Regions from separate parts of the Homo sapiens genome. Here region 2 is linked to region 1. The links are chromatin contacts, found by Hi-C or POLR2A ChIA-PET in ENCODE. All regions are on one chromosome and are shown on one strand. Each heading gives the region's core, a stretch centred on a gene start or an enhancer-like site at or near the end of the contact. The rest is flanking DNA. Distances are from core to core; before and after follow the strand shown.

Evidence for each region. A loop is a pair of places that touch in the nucleus more often than their neighbours do. ChIA-PET counts read pairs that join two places held with the same protein, here RNA polymerase II (POLR2A). Pooled maps may share reads with other maps.
Region 2: a map of right cardiac atrium shows a loop between it and region 1 (4-fold over the local background). The contact joins two enhancer-like sites. A Hi-C loop is called at or near these places in 10 of 168 maps with a recorded cell type or tissue (A673, IMR-90, MCF 10A and 6 more) and 15 of 50 pooled maps. POLR2A ChIA-PET finds 5 or more read pairs at or near these places in 5 of 52 experiments (BJ, H1, IMR-90 and 2 more).

What each region holds. Positions count from the first base shown.
Region 1 is chr1:201,790,093-201,793,910 of GRCh38, reverse strand. NAV1 (neuron navigator 1) reads right to left here. Exons shown (of 34, transcript NM_001389617.1): 16 at 3,334-3,357; 17 at 3,145-3,222; 18 at 36-119. All of the region lies in intron 2 of IPO9-AS1 (IPO9 antisense RNA 1), which reads left to right. Among named protein-coding and RNA genes, the nearest start is that of MIR1231, 17 kb to the left of the region's middle. Within about 2 kb of position 1,935, at least 14 of the 41 ENCODE cell types and tissues checked have a DNase peak (open chromatin) inside an H3K27ac peak, as active enhancers do.
Region 2 is chr1:201,652,845-201,657,176 of GRCh38, reverse strand. The region is part of intron 5 of NAV1 (neuron navigator 1); the gene reads right to left. Among named protein-coding and RNA genes, the nearest start is that of MIR5191, 64 kb to the left of the region's middle. Within about 2 kb of position 1,801, at least 8 of the 41 ENCODE cell types and tissues checked have a DNase peak (open chromatin) inside an H3K27ac peak, as active enhancers do.

The sequences.
Region 1 (3,818 bases), core at 686-3,185:
CACCCACCCCTCCCACCCTTTCCCAGGCCTCTCACCTTCTCCTCGGCCGTCTCTGCCAGGTGTCGCAGGCGGGATGTCATATTCACCAGGCTCTGCTCAAAAGCAGCCACCAGATTAGCCTGAAACAAACACAGAAAGAGATTGCTAAGTTGCATAAGGCTGGGGGAAAGGCAATAACTGACAATGGGAAATAGTTTTAACTGATTTCCTGTATCTCGGAGCTGACCAATGCCAGCAAACCTCTTGGTGGTTAAAAAAATATTGATTTTCCTGAGCAGACAAAGGGGAAATCAAAGAAATTTTCTGGTGGGAACCAGCTTCTTGAATAATGAAGCCAGGTTGAGGGTAGGGCAGGTTTCCAGAGGCTCCTGGAGACTTGAGATCTAAAACCTATCAACTACCAGAGGTAGGACTATCCCTCTGCTCTATGTGATATTTGGTGTGGCCAACTTGGTAGGCGGGCCATAGCCTCTGGGGTCGTTCCTATTATTTTGGTTTAACTCCTGCATTGTGGAGTGGGCCGGCCCCCAAGGGACCAAATAATCTCCTGGCAGAAACTATTTGGTGCGTTTCTTCCTCCTCTGCTACTCCACTGCTTCACCCTTTCTTGCTTTGCAGCTGCTCCTTGTTCCCGGATTCTCCAGGTTTGCAAGGCTGGAAGGAAACTGCAGAGGCATTCCACCGTTTGGCCACTAGGTGTCAGGTCTGTTTCATGAGGAGTGAAGGATACCAAAGGGCTCTCTGGATAAGAGGCAGGCTAGTTCGGAAAGGTGCTCAGTGGAGGAGCTAAGGCCACTTGGTTTGGCATAGTTTGACCTCTAGCTGGCCAACTGGCTGCAAGATGTATAGGCAAGGTAAAGGGAATGAGGCCGGGGGCTAGAAAGGGGAGCACTTGGGGATGGAGAAATAGCCATCGTGAGACTATCTGAGCAAGTTGGTGACCCTAGCAAGAAGTGGGCATACTCTGCGCAGCTCCTTCATGCAGAGCTCTAGGAAATCGACGGCACTCTCATGGCTCCTACTGGCTTACAATTCTCCCTCCCTGTTGGGTCAACTCTAGTTTTCATCCACTGCTCCGCATGTCTGGAGCCTACTTCATAGGACCAGGGCTGGAGGCAATCCCTTTAGTCCAGTTAGAGCCTCCTCTTGCACTTTTACTATAAATCTGTCAAGGCCTGGGCTCTGAGGAGATTATAATATGTCACAACCTGAGCAGTTTCCTTTCACCCACTGTGCAGGCAACATCTGTCTTCTTGACCTCAGGTCTTCTCTGGTTTGCTTCTCTACATCCTGCATGTCTGCTTGTAGACTCCTTGTAGTCCCTGGAAGACTACTCATGAGAGGCCCCAAGAACCCCTGTATGCTCTTCTGTGCTGCCTTTCCCCATCCAGGGGAACCCTTTTGCTCTGGCTGGGCTTTCTCCCCGCTCTCCCCTACACTTCCTCTCCCTACATTGACCCTTCCCTTAATCCCAACCCCAGACTAGGGTACCTGTAAGACCTCAGGGCTAAGCAGTGGTGCTGCAGAAAGGCTAGCATTTGAGAGGGGTAAAGTGGTCTGGGCCCCTACATCTAGGGTGTGCCCTCAGCTTTAGTGGCTAGGAAGTTCCATGGAACATGACAAAAGTTTGGTTTGGAGTCACGGAATCCTGAAGAGAGCTGTGGAACCTTCCTAGAGTCCCAGCATCCCATCTCCTGCTTGAGGGCAGGGTTCTGACCCTCGGCAAAAATCTGCCTTTAAGATGCAGAACCCACCGTGTCTGGGTGTTTAGTTTGTTCTCTCTTAGCCAAATGGAACTTCCTGTTCTAAGAAAAATCACCCTCTAAATTCAATTTCTTGGCTTCAGCCCAGCCTTGACAGCATGGTGGCTGACAGATTGCAGTGTAAATGAATCAGACATAATAATGTTCTCTGCCTCCCTGGCGCCTCTCCCCCCCAGCATCTCCCAGACATGAATTTCCTGGGGTGTGCAGGACGTGACCCAGGCCATTTGCTTTGGTGGGTGTGGCACAAGGGAGAGAAAAGATGGTTCTTGTTTATGTTACAATTCTTATGGGTCCCCCAAGAGTGGGAAAAAGTGCTTAACATGAGCTTCAAACAAACTGGTACAACTTATGAATTGAGGGTTTGGGAAAAGAGAATCGAGAGAATAACTAGTGTGGTGAGGGAACTGCTGCTGAAATGTGTTGGAAACATTCAGAATCTTGGTGGAGATTCTTCTACCTAATTCCGACGGATAGACCCCAGGCCTGACAGCTGGGTTCCCCAGAGAGGAAGGGCAGAGAGAAAACCAGAAACTACTGCGGAAATTGCAGACATGGTTACTTTTGTGCAAACACTTGGAAAGCTCCTGCAGATCCGGCTCAGCTGTTGTTTACAGCTTTGGGGGAAAATGGCTCTTATGTTCTCTGTTTGCAACTCAGTCACAGGGGAGAAAGTACCACAGCCTGGTTAGAGGAGGTGGCTTCATTTCTCCCCATGTCACAGGGTAGAAAAACTAAGGTCTAAAGAAATAGACTCGTTCTAAATGGAGGTACTGAGAGTAGAAACAAAGAATTCTAGCTCTCAACCTGAATTTCAGATTGTTTCTACCATCTGCCCAAGGAGACTGCTCAGAAAAGGCAGTTGGGAATGAAGGAGTCAGACCAGAATGGGAGTTAGGTTTCTCAGTAGTGTCGTGGTCACTAGACAGAATTCTAATGACCAATCATGTGCCTGCACAGTTACGTGGCATGAACAAAGACATGAACACCCCCCAGGGCAGTGGAAAGGCTCTAAGAGCCCTATAATTATAATCCATAACTGCTTTTGTCCATGGCCAATGGCAAGGTTGTTTCTGCCTCCATGCAGAACCACTGGTAATCAATCTTCTTCTCTTTCTCTAGGGAGCTCAGCCCATCAGACATGAACTCATCCATACCTATTAATTAGAGTAGAAGCAAAATGGTTCTTCATAAAAGTTGAGGCTCAGAGAAGGGGAAGAACAATCCCCTCGTCTTCTATCATAGAGCTGTGAAGAAGACGCATGCCCTTGACGTCTCAGTCCAGGGGATACCTTACCAGGTAGTTTTCCTCCCTTGGCTGAACTTGTCTAACGATAGTCAAAATAACTGCCTTGATCTTTCCGTACTTCATGGCACTCACATTGGCAGAAAGCTGAGACGTCAAGGTGGCCACTTTTTCCTGGGATGATTCCAGTTCCCTACGAAGCTTCCGGATTTGCTGTAAAAGGAAGAGAAATACAAACTACTGGCTGCAGAAGCTGTATAAGATTTGGAAGGAAAATGAGGTGCAGTGATGTTAACAAGCAGAGACAAAGGCTTTCCACCCTACCTCAGATTGCATCCTCTCCTCAGCCTGAAGAAGGGAGCACAGAAGGAGAGAAAGAGAGAGAAAGGAAGTAGTTACTATGGAGGTGAAGAAGTCAGGTCCCAGTGGCAGGGTAGGAAATGTGAAGAAGCATGACTCAGAGGTGCAGAGAGGCTGAAACTCTTGTTTCCTGGCCCTGGCTCCTCACAGGACTCGGCTCAGATCTATACTAGGGTTTCAATAAAAGATTTCTTTGGAGCTCATCTCCAGCAAACTTTGTCATTGCCAAAAAGGCTAGGAAATGAGACTTTGGTTGGTTTGAGAACTAACGGTTATTGCCAGCAACTTGGAGTAAAGAATTAGGAGCAAAACAAATCTACAAATCAAGAAATGCCTAATAGCCAAATGCTGTGGCTGGTGCCCCACAATAAACACTTGGTCACTTCTAGGGTTCTGGAGTCCGGGTCCTAGAAATCTATTCATCTCACCTTCATAAAAGCTTCCCATCT
Region 2 (4,332 bases), core at 552-3,051, 140 kb after region 1:
TTACCAAGTGATTGATACATGTTATTGATAACCATTAGATTACTGATTCTTTTGATTCTTGAGCTTTTCATTTCCCCCTTGGGATAATCAGGTCCCAGGAGCTCCTAGGAAGCAGCCTCAGTCTGGGGATGTTGGAATCCTAGACCCCATGACAGTTTAGGGATCCTACAGAGAGAAGGCAGGGCCTGCTGGGTGGCTGCCAGCTTCCCCAAAAGGGAGGGGCCTGGTTAGTGGGTCACCAAGGGCAAAGGGGCCTGTGTCCTCAGAGTCTGAGGAGTAACCAGCACTTACAGTGCTTTTCTGGGAAAGAAGCCAAGGAGTCCAAACCCCAGCGGGCTCTGCCTAGGGGTCTGTTTGGGGGAAGCTGTTCCACCAGGGTCATATTTCAGACTCTTTTAAACCTGCCCAGCTGTTACATATACATGCACGCAAATGTCCCTTCAGTATGTGCATATGTGCTGCAAGCCGGTGAGTTTGTTTACATGCACTGATCCATGTGAACACATGCCATTCACTGCACACTTAGTCTTCACACCCTGACACCCAACCTCACCCGAGTTCTAGGGGTTTGTGCCATGTGCCATACAACCTATTAACCCAATAGCTCTCGTCATACTTGCCTCAGTCTTGCTTTCTCAACATTCGCTATCTTCCTGCTCAGCCCAAGGTCGTAGTTTATGAGCCCAGCTCTCCATGGAAACACCTGGAGCTTATAACATTCAACCTTTCAGACCAGACCACACCCAACAGCAACACCTCAACTGGATAACCTTGACCACAACTCTGAGATTCCATAAGAACCAACGCTGGGAACACACACAGCATACTGGGGCTTGGGACTGCACTTGTCCCTGCTTTCCACACCTCTAACTCACAGGAGAAAGCACCCTGAGAAGCCCAGAGTGAAAGCTGTCGCCCAGAAATTAGAAGATGCTGTGGAGAAACCACCCACTCCAGTGGCCCTGAAATGTATCATTGAGATGTCTAAAATAGATTCCAGGATGGCTCAGGCCAAGGCCCAGACCCTGCCGAGCCCTGGCTGCCTTGCTGAGGTTTGGCTGGAGCTGAGTTGGAGAAGTGTGTGTCAAACACGCAACATACAACAGCGCTGGCAGGGAGAGCCTGGGGCCTGCTGGAGCCAAAGCTCTTAGGGGGTGAACCTGGAGATGGGCTGCTCTCCATGCCCTCCCATCTCTACCTCAGCACCAGAATGGGCTGGAGCAATCTGGAAACTCCCAATGGGTCCTCATTCTCCCCTAATGGGAGCTTCCCACCTATGCAACACACCCCTCCACATTCCAAAGGCATCAAGTCTGAGAAAAAAAAAAGGTGCTTATAGAAGGTGCAAAGCACCATGGTGAAAAGCGGGTCACCCTGCTTATCCCAGGCACACGCTGCTGTGCCCACACTGGACAGCCATGCCAGACACACCTTAAGTGCAACTCTGCTCCTCCCTCAGCCTCCAGATGGGAGATCAAAACAGTTCCTGGGGCATCTTCCCAGTCTGCCCCCGATCTCTGTGGGTCAGAAGGAAGCAAAGACCTGCCTTCATTGAACAAGGGGGAGCTGAACCCTGAAGGCGCTGGTGTCCTGCTTCCTTCAGGAGGCCCAGTCCCCAGAAGCAGCAGTGTGGGGGAAGGTGTGGGAGGTGATGTCTGCCTCCTATAGGAGGGAACCTGCCCACGCAGGGCCAGTGAGCTGGGCCTGGCCCCCCCTACCTCCCCACCCGGCCCTTCCTGTGCATGAGAGAAAAGGCCGCAGGCTCTGGGACATCAAACACATCTGGGTAATCCAAACAGGGTGTGGGGGGAGGTCAGCCAGCGCAAATGAGAAACATGTGGCGTCCATTTCCCCTTGTTGGCTGGCTCAGGCTTTCCAGGCAGAGGGAGAAGGCTTTGGGCTTTGGGCTTTGGGCTTTGGGGAGGAGAGCTTCCTGGTTGGGCCAGGAGAAAGACCAGCCAGGTGCTGTGGGTCCCCGGTAGGGAGCCACTCTGAGATGCAGACAGTGGGGTCCAGGTGGAGAGCTGGACTCCACTGGGCCCGTGAGTCAGGGTGAACAGGTCAGACATCTCCTATCAGGTCTTGTTCCAAAAGAAGAGAAATGGAAGAAAAATGGAAGGAAGAGGCAAAAGCAGAAAAGACGAATGGAGCATAGATAGGTGTCTGACCCCAAATATAAGAAAGGGGATCCTGGGAAACGCAGGCTAGCTTCATCTGTAAGCATCCAGAGAGCAAATTCAGACCCACGGGTAGAAATTCTCAGAAGACAGAATCAAAGCTCAACAGAAGAAATATCTATCTAATAATGAGTGCTTTCCTGGAAAATAAGGTAGTGAGCCCTCTGTCACTAGGAGAGTGTAAACAGAACACCCACCTGCCTATGATGCTATAGTGGGATTAATTTTGGCTTGAGGTAGTGGCTCAACTAGACAATTTCCATTCTAGGATTCTATGAAATCTCAGGGAAGGGTGAGGGAGATGGAGCGCTCTGCAGAGAGAAAGGGACTTGGCTATCCAGGAAGACATTGCAGTGTGCTGCAGAGGTGGCTAAGCTGCAGTTATGGACCCTGAGGGCTCTGCTCAGCCTGCTCCATACAGCACTGGCTCTCCCTTGCACCACGTGGAGCAGCTTGCACCTTCACCCTCAGGGTCAGAGGCTGTGAGGTGCGGTATATGTGTGTGGAAGGATAGCTGCAGAGAAAGGCAAGATTGGAGGTCAGCAGAAGGGGAAGGATCTGGTGTTGGCAGCTTGTGATGGGGGTGGGTGGTAGGGGGTGGGAGGTAGGGGGTGGGCATTTGCAGCCACAGTATCAAATTGGGCAGAGAAAGTGGGAAGGGGTGAAACAAGAAGAAAGTGTCAGGAAACATCCCAGGACTCCAGGTGACTTGGTCCTGCTACCCATTCAATGCAGGTCTAGAAGGGGCCTGTGGCCTGGGGTTAGAGCCATCAGTGATGGATGGTAAAGGGTATCTCCCTGGGTTGGCTTAAGGTTCAGGGAGCCAGAGTAGCTCTGGGTACTTCTCCTCCATCTGTACCTTCTCCCCAGGGCAGAGGAACTGCCCCTAGGACCTACTTATTCATCCATGCGGTACTCTCAGAGGCAGAGCCATGGGCTGTGAGTCAAAGCCAACAGCTTTTGACTGCAGCAGTCAGAACAAGGCAATGCCCAAAGGAGAGGAACATGACCTGGGTGGGGGCCCAAGCCTAGCCTTGGAAGAAAACTTTCTGGACACGGTGAGAAAAGAAATATTATTGGTACCAACCTGGAGGAAGGCAGGAGGCCTCACAGCTCCAAGGTTTTGTGCCAGTGCCTTCTCTACACACATACACACAAACCTGCAGGCTGCTGCACCTTGCCACAGCCCTTCCTCCTGCCTGTGATTCCACAAGCATCCTCCATCACTACTGCTGCTGCCCAGAGGAAGGGCAGGAGTGAGCTTTGTCCTCACTCTCCTGCTAGGCCTCAGGGAATCTGAGGGTGCTGGATAAGTTTCCACATATCACCTATCTGTTCTGGGTGGCAGTTCTTTGGAGAATTCTCTACCCACCCCAGCCCCACAATGCACTGAATAAAAAGGAAAACGAAGTATTTGTGAACACATTTCTTTCTCCTGCTACTCAAAGTATCCCAGAGCACATTCACTGGAGCGACCCCCTTGCACTGCCCCTCCCCCCCAAAAAATTCACATCAATCAACTGGCTTAGAAATGAATAGCTTCCTGCCTTTCTTCCTCATTTCTACTTGGCCTGCACTTCAGAAGGCCTAACTGTTGTCATGACAACCGCTTGTGTGGGTCCAGACACCTTTGAGATGAAGAGGGACTAGGAAGTCCAGGTTCCTGGGTTCTTTTACTCCCTGACCTTGGGCAGTCTTAGCTGTCTCACTTTGCCCCCTTTTCCTGGAGGACAGAAGGAAGGAACATGAACACCTGGAGTGTCAAAAGACTAGTTTTGCTTTGAGATCCTCAGGTCCAGGGAAGATGAGGTAGGAAGATTTGGGGTGTTACTATAGTACAGACAGTCCCCGACTTGTGATTGTTCGGCTTCTGCTTTTTTGGCATTATGATCACATGAAAGTAATACATTTGGTAGAAACTATACTTCTAGTACCCATACAACCATTCTGTTTTTCACTTTTAGTATAGTATTCAATAAATTCCATGAAATATGCAACTTTATTATGAAATAGGCTTTATATTAGATGATTTTGCTTAACTGTAGGTGAATATAAGTGTTCTGAGCACGTTTAAGGTAGGCTAGGCTGAGCTGTGACGTTCGGTACGTGAGGTGTATTCAATGCATTTTTGACTTACAATATTTTCAACTTACAA